3 separate regions of the Homo sapiens genome follow, and regions 2 and 3 are each linked to region 1. A link is a contact called in ENCODE Hi-C or POLR2A ChIA-PET data. All regions are on one chromosome and are shown on one strand. Each heading gives the region's core, a stretch centred on a gene start or an enhancer-like site at or near the end of the contact. The rest is flanking DNA. Distances are from core to core; before and after follow the strand shown.

What was found. A loop is a pair of places that touch in the nucleus more often than their neighbours do. ChIA-PET counts read pairs that join two places held with the same protein, here RNA polymerase II (POLR2A). Pooled maps may share reads with other maps.
Region 2: a pooled map shows a loop between it and region 1 (4-fold over the local background). The contact joins the promoter of LNROP here to the promoter of DMAC2 in region 1. A Hi-C loop is called at or near these places in 2 of 50 pooled maps. POLR2A ChIA-PET finds 5 or more read pairs at or near these places in 3 of 52 experiments (H1, RWPE1 and naive thymus-derived CD8-positive, alpha-beta T cell).
Region 3: a loop to region 1 is called in a pooled map, with 5 times the contacts of the local background. The contact joins the promoter of LIPE-AS1 here to the promoter of DMAC2 in region 1. A Hi-C loop is called at or near these places in 1 of 50 pooled maps. POLR2A ChIA-PET finds 5 or more read pairs at or near these places in 2 of 52 experiments (CD8-positive, alpha-beta memory T cell and H1).

Annotation. Positions count from the first base shown.
Region 1 is chr19:41,436,708-41,441,444 of GRCh38, reverse strand. DMAC2 (distal membrane arm assembly component 2) reads left to right here and starts at 1,533. Exons shown (of 6, transcript NM_018035.3): 1 at 1,533-1,563; 2 at 3,031-3,227. The coding sequence starts at 1,546. RefSeq lists an enhancer at 1,629-1,798.
Region 2 is chr19:42,131,130-42,135,602 of GRCh38, reverse strand. It overlaps LNROP (long non-coding regulator of POU2F2), which reads right to left and starts at 2,974. Exons shown (of 3, transcript NR_038332.1): 1 at 2,842-2,974; 2 at 2,575-2,698. It overlaps POU2F2 (POU class 2 homeobox 2), which reads left to right and starts at 3,157. Exons shown (of 15, transcript NM_001394376.1): 1 at 3,157-3,219. The coding sequence starts at 3,192. It overlaps MIR4323 (microRNA 4323), which reads left to right and starts at 2,090; the gene lies at 2,090-2,158. RefSeq lists an enhancer at 1,886-1,935 and a silencer at 2,216-2,475.
Region 3 is chr19:42,395,463-42,399,727 of GRCh38, reverse strand. LIPE-AS1 (LIPE antisense RNA 1) reads right to left here and starts at 2,580. Exons shown (of 3, transcript NR_073180.1): 1 at 2,504-2,580. It overlaps LOC101930071 (a long non-coding RNA gene), which reads right to left and starts at 2,600. Exons shown (of 2, transcript NR_126041.1): 1 at 2,504-2,600. RefSeq lists enhancers at 1,512-2,195, 2,196-2,879, 2,734-2,893, 2,914-3,053.

The DNA of each region.
Region 1 (4,737 bases), core at 284-2,783:
GAACTGTGCGTGCGGGGGATCTAGGTTGCCTGCTCCTTATGAGAATCTAATGCCTGATGATCTCAGGTGGAACAGTTTCATCCCAAAACCATCCCCACCCCACCCCCGACCCCCAGTCTATGGAAAAATTGTCCTCCACGAAACCAGTCCCTGGTAACAAAACGGTTAGGGACCGCTGCTCTAAGGTACATTCTCCACCTGGCAGAAATAATCTTTACAAAATGTAAATCCGATTTTGACACTCCCTTCTTCCCACTGTGAATAGAATAAAACCCTACCAGGCCTGCACCGTCAGCCCCTGCCCACCTCTCAACCCAGTCTCCTATCTCTGTCTGCAAGCTGGTTCCCACCTCAAGGCCTCTCTGCTCTAGAGGCTACCTCTCCCTGCAGCGCTTTTCCCCTAGATCTTTGAATGGCTCTTTCCTTATCATTCACTTCTACTTCAATGTCACCTCTTCAGAGAGGCCTTTGCTGATGGCCCTACACCCAGTCACTTTTTTTTATCTGCTTCTCATCAAAATTGCCTTGCTGATTCCTTTGTTTCTTATTCATCCTCTCCCACATCCATCCTCTCCCAGCCCAGAATGTTGACTTCCTGAGAGAGGGACTGGGTCTGTCCTGCTCACCATGGTAACCTCGGCATCTAGAACAGTGCCTGCCATCACGTGGTAGGTGCTCAGTAAATATTCTTGGAACTAATGAATGAATAATTCTATCCACAAGACTTCACAATGGCTCTTCATGCTGCGATCTAGCTTTCAACTCCAAACTGGTCTTGAGATCTCACCTCAGTCTCTAACCTTGACATCTAACCTCTTCACCCACTCTCTTACCTGACCCTAATTTTTAAAAATGACGTGGTCAGCTTTTCAGCCCCCTCATTCCCTGTTTTTAGGAGGTAGTGAGTGGAAGCTGGAAGAATAAGAAAGCTTGGGGAGACTGCAATTGCAGTCAGGAAAGAAAGGTACTCTGCCGGGAAGAACACCCCATCTTCTCCTAGGGAAAGATTGTGGAGTCCTGGGGTTTGTTTTGTTTTTCAATTTTTTGTTTTAAGAGACAGCGTCTCGCTCTGTCACCCAGGCTGGAGTGCAGTGGCGCAATCACAGCTCACTGCAACTTCGACCTCCCCGGCTCAAGTGATCCCCCCGCCTCAGCCTCGTGAGTAGCTGGGACCACAGGCGTGCACCACCACGCCCGGCTAACATTTTATTTTTTGTGGATATAAGGTTGCCCTATTTCTTTGTGGAGATAAAGGCTCCCCTATGTTGCCCAGGCTGGTCTCGAACTCCTGGCTTCAAGCGATGCTTTCGCCTCGGCCTCCACAAAGTGCTGGGTTCACAGGTGCGTGAGCCCGACCTGTGTCTCGTTTTGAAGCTCAGGGAGAGGGCGCTGTGAGCAATCCCTAAACCCTTTAAGAGTAAAAAGTGCGTGCACCTTTAAGAGGACGGTTAGAAAACGCGGGGCGTGGCCACAGGAGAATAAGTTCGCGCTGAACCAGGAGCGTGGGATAAGACCGGCCCCTTCCGGTTACGAAACCTTAGCAAGATGGCGGCTCCCTGGGCGGTAAGTGACCGGAGTTCCTAGAGCCCCAAATTTGAAGTCCGCTCTACAGCCTCCGCATTCAGGGCCTCTGTTGGCGGCCACGAGAGCAGAAAGCCGTGAGGCAGCAGGCTAAGCCTGGCAAGCCCCGTACTGGGAGTGCAAACCTGTGGCTAGTGGGGGCCAGGAAGGATCTGTGAGGGTCGCAGGCGGAGGAGACGCTTTAGCGAGCGAGAGGAGGCAGGGACTTGGCTGAGAGTATCCAATGGGGATGAGGGAGTGGCTGCCGAAGAGCGACGCGACTAACCAATCAGAGGGAGGGATGACACAAGGAGCTAATGGACAGGCAAGGGTGGGGCCTGTAGGATAAGAGAGCTTGGAAGGGATTGTTCGAGGATGTGGGATTTGGTCTTAGAAGACCGAAGGATGAATGTAAGGAAAGTTAGTGGGAGATTGACGAATTTTTACAGAAAACTCAAAAGCATGATGGGTGGGGGAACCAAGAGGTCAATTTGGAGGTTCTAAGGGCATGATCTGGGTGAAATTAAGAGGAGAATTTGAGATATTCTTTCAGAGGATTTAAAATCAAGGAATGAATTTAGGGAAAATTAAAGAGGTTGGCAGCTTTAAACTTTTGAGGAAAATAAGGGTTTGGGTAAAATTATCGAGATAATTTGAAAAAAAAAAAGAATTTGGTTAAAGCAAAGAGAAATTGGGGTAGATTAAGAGGAGACCTTGAAAGCAAAATTGAAGAGTTTGGGGGCTTCTTCCCATTGGCCACACCCCTCGACTTTCTTACTCTCCTCTTCAAAGCTCATGCTTTTTATACCCTTCTCGGTTCAGGGGTGTCCAATCTTTTGGCTTCCCTGGGCCACGCTGTTCGAAGAAGAAGAATTGTCTTGGGCCACACATAAAATACACTAACCATAACTGATGAGCCAAAAAAAAAAAAAAAAAAATCACAAAAATATCCTCCTAATGTTTTAAGAAAGTTTGCATGTTTGTGTTGGGCTGCATGCAGGCGGCGGGTTGGACAAGCTTGGTTGGTTTTAGGGATTGCTCAGAGCACCCTCTCCTTGAGGTTTGGAGATAAGTTTTTAAGATTATATTCTGGGGAAAGAAAGAAGTCATTTGGGAAGACCCCAGCAGAAGAATTGGGTAATTAAGGGGCAAATCTGTGGAAAATTAAGAGGTCAAATAATGCAGGTTTTGAGTGATAAGGGTTTGGGGGAAAGTTAGAGGAAGAATTTAGGAAAATCAACAATATATGGCTAGTCGAGAAAATTTAGGGTTCACTAAGGGGAGGAGGAACTTGGAAAAAACATGGGGAAATTTTTGGAATCTCAAAGACAGTTTTGAAGTTTTGAAGGAAGAACTTAGGGTGAGTTGGGAAGCAGAGGGATTGAGGTTCATGGAGCAAGAACTGGGGGATCCAGCTCTGTGTCTCCCAGGAGGCTCCAGGCTCAGCTCCTTTCCTCTCCCCCTCCCCAGTCCCTGCGCCTGGTCGCCCCCATGTGGAATGGGCGTATCAGGGGCATCCATCGCCTGGGTGCGGCAGTGGCCCCAGAGGGCAATCAGAAGAAGAAAAGGACAATACTCCAGTTCCTGACCAACTATTTCTACGATGTGGAGGCTCTGAGGGATTACTTGCTCCAAAGGGAGATGTACAAGGTGCATGAGAAAAATCGGTGAGAATCCCTGGTCTGCAAGACCCTGTGGAGACCCTGGCCCACCAGAGCCCAGGTCCTGTCCTTGCCATTCCCAGGCAGCACTGTGGCTTCCAGTGCCAGCCTTGATGTCTCTTGCAGCTCCATCTCCAGGCTGTACCCTTCTCAAGGACTCCAGCTCACATAGGCAGTTTGCCACCCACCAGCTCCACTCAGAGTCTAACTGGCATCTCAAACCTAACATGGCTAAAGCCAAACCCTGATTTCTCCCCTAAAAACATCTGCTCACTCCCAAGCCTTCCCATCCCAGTAAACACTGGTGCTGCCCACCCAGTTGTTCAGGCCAAATTCTAAGGAGTCATCCCTAATTCCTCTCTTTGCTTCCCTGCCCTCCACATCCAGACCATCAATAAAATACTAGAATATCTCAGATTTGACCAGTTCTCACTGCCTTCACCATTCGTAGCCTGATCCCTTATAGTTGAATCACTCAATAAGCTAACTGGGTTTTTGTTCCCATACTCTTTTTTTTTTTTTTCTGAGATGGAGTCTTGCTCTGTCTCCCAGCCTGGAGTGTAGTGGCGCAATCTAAGCTCACTGCAACCTCCACCTCCCAGGTTCAAGCAATTCTCCTGCCTCCGCCTCCCAAGTAGCTGGGATTACAGGCGCCCGCCACCAGGCCCAGCTAATTTTTGTATTTTTAGTAGAGATGGGTTTTCACCATGTTAGCGAGGCTGCTCTCGAACTCCTGACCTCAGGTGATCCGCCTGCCTCGGTCTCCCAGAGTGCTGGGATTACAGGCATGAGCCACCACACCCCGCCAAAATTTGTTTTGTTTTGTTTGAGACAGAGTCTCACTCTGTCGCACATGCTGGAGTACAGTGGTGTGATCATGGCTCATTGCAATCTCCACCTCCTGGGTTCAAGCGATTCTCCCGCCTCAGCCTCCCAAGTAGGTGAGATTACAGGCAGGCGCCACCACACCTAATTTTTCTATTTTTAGTAGAGATGGGGTTTCACCATGTTGGCCAGGCTGGTCTCGAAATCCTGACCTCAGATGATCCACCTGCCTCGGCCTTCCAAAGTGCTGGGATTACAGGCGTGAGCCACCACACCTGGCCTGTCCCATAGTTTTTTATAATCTACAAAGCAGCTGAAGGAATCTTATCATCACCAGCTCAAAACCTTCAAATAAGAGCCAATCTCCAAGGCCTAAAACATAGCTCCTACTGAGCTTTGAGACCCCCTATCAGGACTCCACTGGCCCCTTCAGCATGACATCCCTATTTCTTATTTATTCAACCATCCTAATTCAAGTCTCTGAGCCTTTATACTCTGTTCCTTCTCACCACTCAAATCCCTGCTCAAATGTCACCTCCTCCAATTAACACCCAAACTCAGTTAGCCTCCACCATCCCCACTCCTCTGCTCCCTAGCCCTCACAGTCAGCCTCTCTGCTTTGTTTGGTCATGGAATTGACATTCTCTGCAGTTTGCTGTTATTTCCTGGGTTGTTATCTGTTTCTCCCTGT
Region 2 (4,473 bases), core at 1,725-4,224, 690 kb before region 1:
AGTGTCTCGGGTGGGCCAGAGCTGAGGCTGGGCATGGTTTGAGGGTCTCTGAGGCCCACTGGGGGACCACATGGCCCTGCAGCAGGAGCAGACACACATCTCTTTGTGTATGTGTTTGTCTGCCACCCCTATCATCCTGTTTTCCTGCCACCCCTATCATCCTGTTTTCCTGCTTGTTTGGGTCCCTAGGTTAGCTTTCCCTAACCCCCCAGAGGCTGCCCCTGGCCTGGGCGCTGCTGAAGCCCCGTGTGCTTAGATGCAGCAAGGGGACTGGGCAGAGGGAGGTGGGTATCATTGAGTCTTGGGCCCAAGTTCATCTCCTGGCCCAGCCATGGACTCAGAGTATGGCCTGAGGCTTGGTCTCCCTGTCTCCTGCCAAGCTAGGGGTCTGAGGAGCCTCTCTGAGCTCCCACATGCCACAGCCCTACAGATGAGGGCAGTGCCTATGGGGAAAGAACCCTTGGGTTCCCTCACAGAGCAAGGATGATGCTGGGGGCTGAGTAGAGAGATCACCAAAGCAGCAGACATTCAGAGAGAGGCTGGGGAACTGAGCCACAGAGAGGGTCCCCAGGGGTGGCCAAGAGGAAGAGGCCATGGCTGGGGGGCCCTGAGGGGTGAAGAATCTCGCTCTGCTGTCCCCGGTGGGCTGGCTGCTCCCCCCCACCACTCCCCGCCGGGCCCCCGGGGGACCTCGCTCTAATAATGTATTTGATCGACTCGCCGGCCGCGTACAAGCGATTATTGTCTTGTCGGGAGTCAAACGTATCGATCCGGCGAGAAATATGAGCGGAGCAATGGGGCCCGCGTGTCAGTTACCAGCCCCGCTGGCCCTGGGGAGCCCCCTACGTCTCCTTTAATTACCGCTCAGCCCTGAGCCCAGCCTGGCCTCCCCTGTACCGCCTCCCTCCCAGCTCCCTGCACCTCAAGTGGCCCCCACTGCTCCCTAGCTCCCATGCCCTACCTGCCTCCCTCAGCATGGCTCGAGGCCTCTTCTGTGGCAACGAGGCCACCATCTCCCCCTGCCTTGAGCCTCCCTGTTCCAGCTGCCAGTGTGTTCCAAACTCTGCCCCTCTATCCTCTCTCAGGCAGGCCCATCCTCCTTCAAGATCCCCTCACCAGGCCCAGCTCTGGTCTGAGGCACTGAGAATGGAGCCAGCATGGGAGGCGAGAGGTGTGGGGTTGTTTCATCTCTCAGGGAGCGTATACAGCCTTCCCCGGCTCCAGGACTGAACTGCAGACCTGGCCGCACTGGAAGTGGGTGGTCCTTCTCTGCTGGCTCTAGGGGGCTGGAATGGGGTCACATCCAAAAGCGTGTTCCTGACGTGGATGATGTTGAGTCTGTCCAGGGTGGAGCATAAGGGTGGCTGGTGAGGTTTTGCCCCCCCCCATAATGTCCTATAGCCCCATTTCCAAGCCCCCCAAAACAAATCCTAACTGAAAACAAAGCTTACTGCGTAAATGTCGCTTTGAGACAAGGCTCCAGTGTCCACTGCTACCAGGCTGCTGTCGGGAAGACCCTCATGTATAGAAATCCTGTGGCCAGTTGCTGTGTGGTCTGTGGATCTCCTCTGTGAAATGGCCTTTACGATACGGGATGTTGTGGAGTGTAGATGCCGGGAAACGGTCACCTCTCGTGTGCATATATGAGAACTGCCAGTCCTTCCTGTTGTGCCCACCTGCTTGCCTGGGTGTGTCTGGGTGCACAGGGCACGTGTGCAGTCAGGGGAGGGCACTCCTGTAGTTGTGCCTGTAGTATACCCTTTCTGAGTGTGCCTGTGTGTGAGTGGGTGCGAGTGGCCAGGAAGTATGCTTGGGCACATATGTGTAGAAGTGCCCTTGTGCCCATGGGTCCATGTGAGGGAGTAGAGGAGGTATCAGTATATGGGAGTGACCATCGTCAGCAGGGAGGGCTGGTGTTGGGGCCTGTGCACATAGATGTGTTCATGCACGTGTGTGTGCACACGTGTGTGTGTGTGAAGTGCTGGGGTTCATCTGTAGAAATACTTGTGTGTGTGAGGGTGAGTCCAGGCGTCTGTGCATGCACCTGTGGTTTAGGGGGCCCCCCAGCCACGGGGCGCAGGATGTCCTGCGGGGCCCAGGCGGGCATGTGGGGTGTCTGGAGACGCCAGGCAGCCCCACAGCCTCAGACCTCGGGCACCAAGAGGAAGAGGGCAGCGGACTCGGGCGCGCCTTTGTCTGAGCTGCGGTGCGCCGGGAGTCCTGCGCCTTTGTGTGACCCTCGCAGGTGTGCGAGCGGAGGTGTTGGGAGGGTGTTGGGGAGGGGAGCGGAGGGAGGGGCTCCCTTCTCCGCAGCCGGCCCCGCCCTCCGGCCCATTGGCTGGGCGCTGCCGCCCTCTGGCGGGCACGGAGGGAAGCGCTGAAATGGGAGCGCCGCAGCGCGAAGAGCCAGCCGGCAGCCCGGGGACCTGGTGCTCCCCTCCACTGGAGCCGCCTCGGGCGCCCGCATTTGGCCGGCGACTTATTGTAGCCCCAGGCCAAGTCCCCGACCCACCGTCCCCACTACCACTGCCCACGGGCACCACTTCCTCCCAATGGTGGCACCCAACAGCTCACCTGCAGATAGGCGCAGGGCTTGCTTGATCTTCCCTGCCGCGGCGTGCTTTTAAGCTTCAACGCTTCTTGGCTCTGGGCCTTTGGGAAAGCTACTGCTCACCTCTCTGATCCTCAGTCTTTTCATCTGTAAAATGGGGCAAATAAGAGTGACCACCACATTGGAGATGGCACCTGTCAAGAGTGAGGCACAGGGTCAGGCATCGGCAAAGCCCTCTCTCCAATAAGCTGCTGGCTAGTGTTTTATTGTTGTTACTGCTGTGGACCCACCTTCTCTCCCAGACCCCCATTCCCTGTTCCAGACTTGTTTGCCTCCATGGGGGCGACAGAAGTCGGGGGGCAACTGTTGCAGGCACCTCTTGGATCGCAGCCGTAGGAGTCGGCTCTTCCAGCCTGCTTATCCTCTGCCCCACTAGCCCCCACCCCCCAGCACACACACATGATTTGGGGTGGGCCGGGCTGCCGGGGCGGGTCTGTGGGCCAGGGTATTTTCCCTTCTGAAGGGGGCGGACCGGCCCTGTGGTTTCCTCCCTGAGTGACTTCCGGCAGGGAGGGCTCGGCCCCCAGAGAGGGTGGGGAGATGACACAGTTGTTCCCCCAGCCCTGGCGGGGCGGGCAGCATGGTTCACTCCAGCATGGGGGCTCCAGGTAAGGGGGCTGGTGCCTGTGCCACTGCTCAGAGGACAGGCAGCACATTTAGGTTTGCTCTGCGGGCCCTGCCTGCCCCTCCTCCTCAGCTGTCTCCATTGTCCTTCTCCTCTGTACTCTAGCAACTCCCTCTCTCCCATGCCGGGTCCCCGCTAACCCCCACAGCTCCTCTTTGCCCTCTCTTTCCACATCAGGCACCGGAACTTCCAACATCTTCTCTTCTCTGTTGCCCTGTTCCGAAGGGTCTGGGGACGGGAGGGAGGGAGCTGGGTGTTGGTAGCGGGCCCTCATGTGGAGAACCAGTGGGGTGGGTGACATGGGCAATCCTTGGATAAGGGCTGCAAAGGGATTGGAATGCCAAGTTGCTGGACTTGGGGGATGTCATTCCCTTTTGAGTGTGTGTGTGCACATCTGGTACAGGTGTGCGTGTGCATGTGTGTGTGCAGTAGTTCTGAGTGCTCTGAGTGGGACTGCTGTGTGCTTGTGAGTGTAGGGGGCTGTTGTGTGTGGCATTGTGGGGTGATGATTGCCTGGCTCCCTTCTTCACTTCATTCACCTCAGATGTCACCTCCTCAGGGCAGCCTTCCCTGACCTCCCCATCTAAACTGGCACTGATCCTGTCACTCTCAGTCCCCTCACCCTGCTTTATCTTTTCTTCACGGCACGTATCACTGCTGGGAATTTCATTATGTGTTTGTTTGTGTGCTTATTAAATGCCTTCTCCACCAAATGTCAGTTGGCTGAGTGAACATTGTGCACCAGGCACTGTACAAGGTGATTTATAGCTGTTGGCTCATTTAGTAGAATGTGTATATGTCTGTATGGTGATGGCTATCACTCAGCAGTGTTGATGGGAGTCTTAAATGAGGTAATACATGTAGCATGCTTAGCACAGTGCCTGGAACATGGCAAGCACTCAGCCCTTCATGCCTGTTTCATTTGTGGCTGTGTAGGCATGACCATGGGCATGAGTCTTGGTTTGGTGGTGTGTGCTGTCCTATATGCGCCATTGTGTGCGGGCACCCGTGTGTCCTCCACCAACATGTATCTATTGAGTAGTTCTGTGTTGGGTGTTGGAAGTACAGTGGAAAGGGTAGCTCAGGTCTGTCCTCCTGGAGCTCCCAGTTTATTGGAGAAGACAGACCTGTCACCAATGACAGTACAGACAGGTCAGGGCTGGGATGGGGGAGGTCCAGGCAGAGGGATCAGGGCTGGGATGGGGGAGGCCCAGGCAGAGGGGTCAGGGCTGGGATG
Region 3 (4,265 bases), core at 1,331-3,830, 960 kb before region 1:
GTCGGCCGAGACTGCACCACTGCACTCCAGTCTGGGCAATAGAATGAGACTCTGCCTCAAAAAAAAAAAAAAATGCAGTCTAGGTGGAACCAAGGGACTAGAACCTTTCCAGGAAGCCTGGGCAGGTGGGACAAGCAACAAGAGGGCCAGGACAGAGACAGCCCTGAGGATCACACCCCTAGTAAAGGGGTGGGCGGGGGTGGGCAGTGGAAGGCAAGGCTGGCGGGTTCTAAGGAGCAGCCAGAGAGGGAGGAAGCTGCCCAGGAAGGAGGATGTAGGGTGAAGGGAGTTTCAGGGAGTGGACCAGGTCAGATGAGGATTGAAATGTTACCCTCAGGTGTCAGCAATGAGCAGGTGACCTCAGTGACCTTGTCCAGAGCCACTGCAGGGTCATGGCCGTTAGGCAGCCAGACATAGTGGGTTGAAGAGGGAGTGGAAGGTAAGGGATTGAGCCAGTGGGCGCCACAAGAGAGCCTGATACAGGGCACATGTGTTTAGAGATGATGGACATGTTTGAATGCTGGAGGAGTGGGAGAGACTGAAGATGCAGAAACAAGAAAGCCGTTTCCTCACGGGGTGCGAAGCAAGGGATCCTCAGCTCAGAGGTCCTCGTTCACCCAGCAAGTGACTTCTGAGTCAGGGCCTGTGCTGGGGCAGGGAGCTGTAGCCCAGAACTCTTCCTGAAGGTCCAGATCCACTGGCCTGAGTCACCACTCTCCTTGTCCAACTCATAGAACCCCTTGGTCACCTCTGTCAAAACAGTCACTACCCATCAACCTGCTCCTCTTTTCCTGTCCCCACCTCAGAGATGGCTCCACTGTCCTCCAGACTAGAGCTCTGGGTCTCATGCTGGACAACCCCTTGTCCCATAGCCCATCAATCCCCACTTTCTGTTCTCTCTGCCTCCTGAATCTCCTTATTTATTTTTCTTTCTTTCTTTTTTTTTTTTTTTTTTTTTGAGATAAGGTCTCACTCTTGTGCAGGTTGGAGTGCAGTGGCACCATCTTGGCTCACTGCAGCCTCGACTTCCCGGGCTCAAGTGATCCTCCTGCTTCAGCCTCCTCAGTAGCTTGGACCATAGGCATGCACCACCACACCTGGCTAATTTTTCTTTTTTTTTTTTTTATTTTGAGTCTCACTCTGTGGCCCAGGCTGGGGTGCAGTGGCGCGATCTCAGCTCACTGCAACCTCCCCGTCCTGGGTTCAAGCAATTTTCTGCCTTAGCCTCCCGAGTAGCTGGGATTACAGGTGCCCACCACCAAGCCTGTCTAATTTTTTGCATTTTTAGTAAAGACAGGGTTTCACCATCTTGGCCAGGCTGGTCTTGAACTCCTGACCTCGTGATCCACCCGCCTCGGCCTCCCAAAGTGCTGGGACTACAGGAGTGAGTCACCGCGCCTGGCCACACCTGGCTAATTTTTTGTAGAGATGAGGCTGTCACTATGTTGCCCAGGCTGGTCTTGAACTCCTTGGCTCAAGTGATCTTCCCGCCTCAACTTTCCAAAGTGCTGGGATTACAGACACGAGCCACAGCACCAAGCCTTGCCTCCTGAATCTCTATCTTATCCCCTCGGCCTCTTCCCTGATCCAGGCTCCACTCTCTCCTACCTGAATCCCTGCCAGAGCCACCTCCTGGGCTACTGGCTTCCAGTCTCATTCCTCCAGTTCTGGACCAACTATGACCTTGTCCTCCACTACTCTCAACCCTTCCATGGCTCTCCACTACCCCCTCACCCTCAGGACAAAGTCCAAGCTCCTCAGCCTGGCCTCTGCTCATCTCTTCGGCCTCCTCCAGCCTTACAGTTCCCCTGCTGGCCATACAGACTTGACTGGCCTTCCGCTTAGGCACCTGCACGCAGTACTGCTCCTGCATGCCTCCCTGTCTTTGGTCACGCTGAAACACCCTCCCCACACCCATTTTGCCTGGCATCTCCACTTTGCCTGGCACCTTCTGCTCCTCCAAGATCCAGCTCCAATGGCCCCTCCCCTGGAAACCCTTTCCCGACCACGCCAAACTCAAAAAAGTCTCTCCTGGGCTCCCACCGTCTCCGCACACCCATGCCCATCAACGTCCATCCTCCCATCTGACCCGGGCTCCTTGAGGGCACGGCCCAGGCCTGACTCATCTTGGTCACCAGCATCGCCCAGCACGAGGCTTGGCACACCAGAAGCCTCAGGAAATGTTTGTCTAACTAATAGGTGGGAGAGTGTGTGAGTGAGTGGCTAGACGAGGGAATCCGTGAGTGAGAGAATTGAGGGCAGGAAGGGCAGAACGGATGAAGGAACAGGAAGGCAGGAGCAGACGAGAATCAGGCTTAGGGTGGGAGGAACGGATGGATGAATAACAGATCCAGTATCCCGGTCTCAGTTTCTCCAAGAAAGCAAGATGGGTTCGCCGGGACTGAGCTCCTCCCCCCTCCGCCTCAAGCCTCACTAAGCCTCACGGTTTTCCACCCGAGCTATGTGCAGAATCCTAATACTAGGCGTGCTGGAAAGGGCTTACCCGGCCAGACTCGGAGAACCCGTTCCCTCGCGAGCCCGCTCGGGCCTCTGCGGAGTGGACCAGGATTCCGATCCCTCAGGTTCCGGGTCTATTGGCCGACTGACTGGGCCTGGCAGAGACTGGCGTCTCCGAAAGCCTATCGCTGCCCGAGTTGGGCTGTGGGCCCCGCCTACCAGGCAAAGGGTCCTGAGTGGCCCAGGGAGGTAGAAGGCCGAGTGTCCATTGGCTGGAAGATAGTGACTGACGTCATGGATAGCTTTCGCCGCCAGACTCCAAAGAAGCGCCTCGCGTGTCGGACCCGCCTCCGGAGGGACTGAGTCGGGGTGGGAGCCCTGGGCGTAGACGGTCGCAGAATGGTCGTGAATGGAGTTTCTGGCCCCACATACCTAGGCTGTTTGCTGACCCGATCCTTGGGTCTTGAGGAAGGTTGGGGATTTGAGAGTTCAGACTCCTTGGTTCTGAAGGAGGAGAAGTCTGGGACCCGAGGAAGGAGGGACTAGGGGCCCGGACTCCTGGGTCAGAGGGAGGAGGGGGCTGGAAACCTGAAGGTTTGGTGTCTAGGAGCGGGAACTCCGGGATCTTGAGTCACTCGCCCGCCCAGGGATGACAGGTTTGGGGTTCAGGATTTTATGAGGCTATTTATGGGAAGGGAGCCAGGCCTTACCCCCAGGCAAGTGTTCTGGGTAATGAGGCGGAGCTTGTAATGGAGAGGGAGAAGGAAGAGGCTCAGGGGAAGCTCTGGCCTGGATATGCCCTTTCCTCATCCCGAAAAGGGAAGTCAGAGGCAGGTGCTGTCTGCAAAAGGAACCCAGAGCTAGAGGAGACTGGAGACTCACGTGAGACTAAGAGAAAAATAGAGATACCAAAGGGGAGATGGCAAAAATAAAACAGTAATAATAACAGAGCTCTCTTGTACTGAGTTTACTGTGGCCTGGTTCTGTGCTGAGCATTTTACATAATTATCTCATGTCTTCCTCGCCACAGCTCTGAGAGATTGGATTATTATTAGTAGTATTATCCCCAGTTTACAAGTGAGAAAATTGAGGCCTAGTGAGGGAGAATCCAGATACAGATGTAAAGATACAAGAGAGACACAAAACATAGATGGAGATAAACAAAGAGTTACAGGCCCAGAGAGAAAAAAGAAAACGCAGGCAACAAACAAAAGGAGAGGGGCTGAGAGCTGGGACTCCTGGGGCTGGGGAACTGGAGAGCTGGGGACCCGGACTCCTGGGTCCTGGGGAAAGCAGGTCCAAGGATGGGGTCTCCCAGATATTTTCTCCCGTGAATCCACGATACTAAGCTTGTCCAACCCTTCTGACTGTGGGCGTGAGCCTGGTTGGGGTCGAAAATAGTGATTAGGAGGTGCACTTGCATCATGAGCCTATTAGGAGGTGATAAGAACATGATTCATGGCGGTCTCCTTCGCCTGGAAGGGACCTTTCCCCCATGGCCTCTGTTCTTTGATCTGGACAGATCTGGCCTTCTCTGTCCCTCCCCATCACTGCATCTCGGTCACTCAGAACTGTCACTGAGGCCCATTGTGGAGGCAGTGGGCCACCTTGGGGCAGCAACAGCTTTCCTGGTGGGGGTCATCTCTCTGGGTCTCTCTGCTTTCCCCCAGACCCTGAACCGACCAGAGGTCCTGGCACATTGCAGGGGCTCAGGAAATGCTCATGGAATGAATGGACAGAGATCCCCGTCTCTGGGCAGCTCTTCCTCTGTCCCAATCCAGCCATCGTTTTTCTGTGTCACCATCACG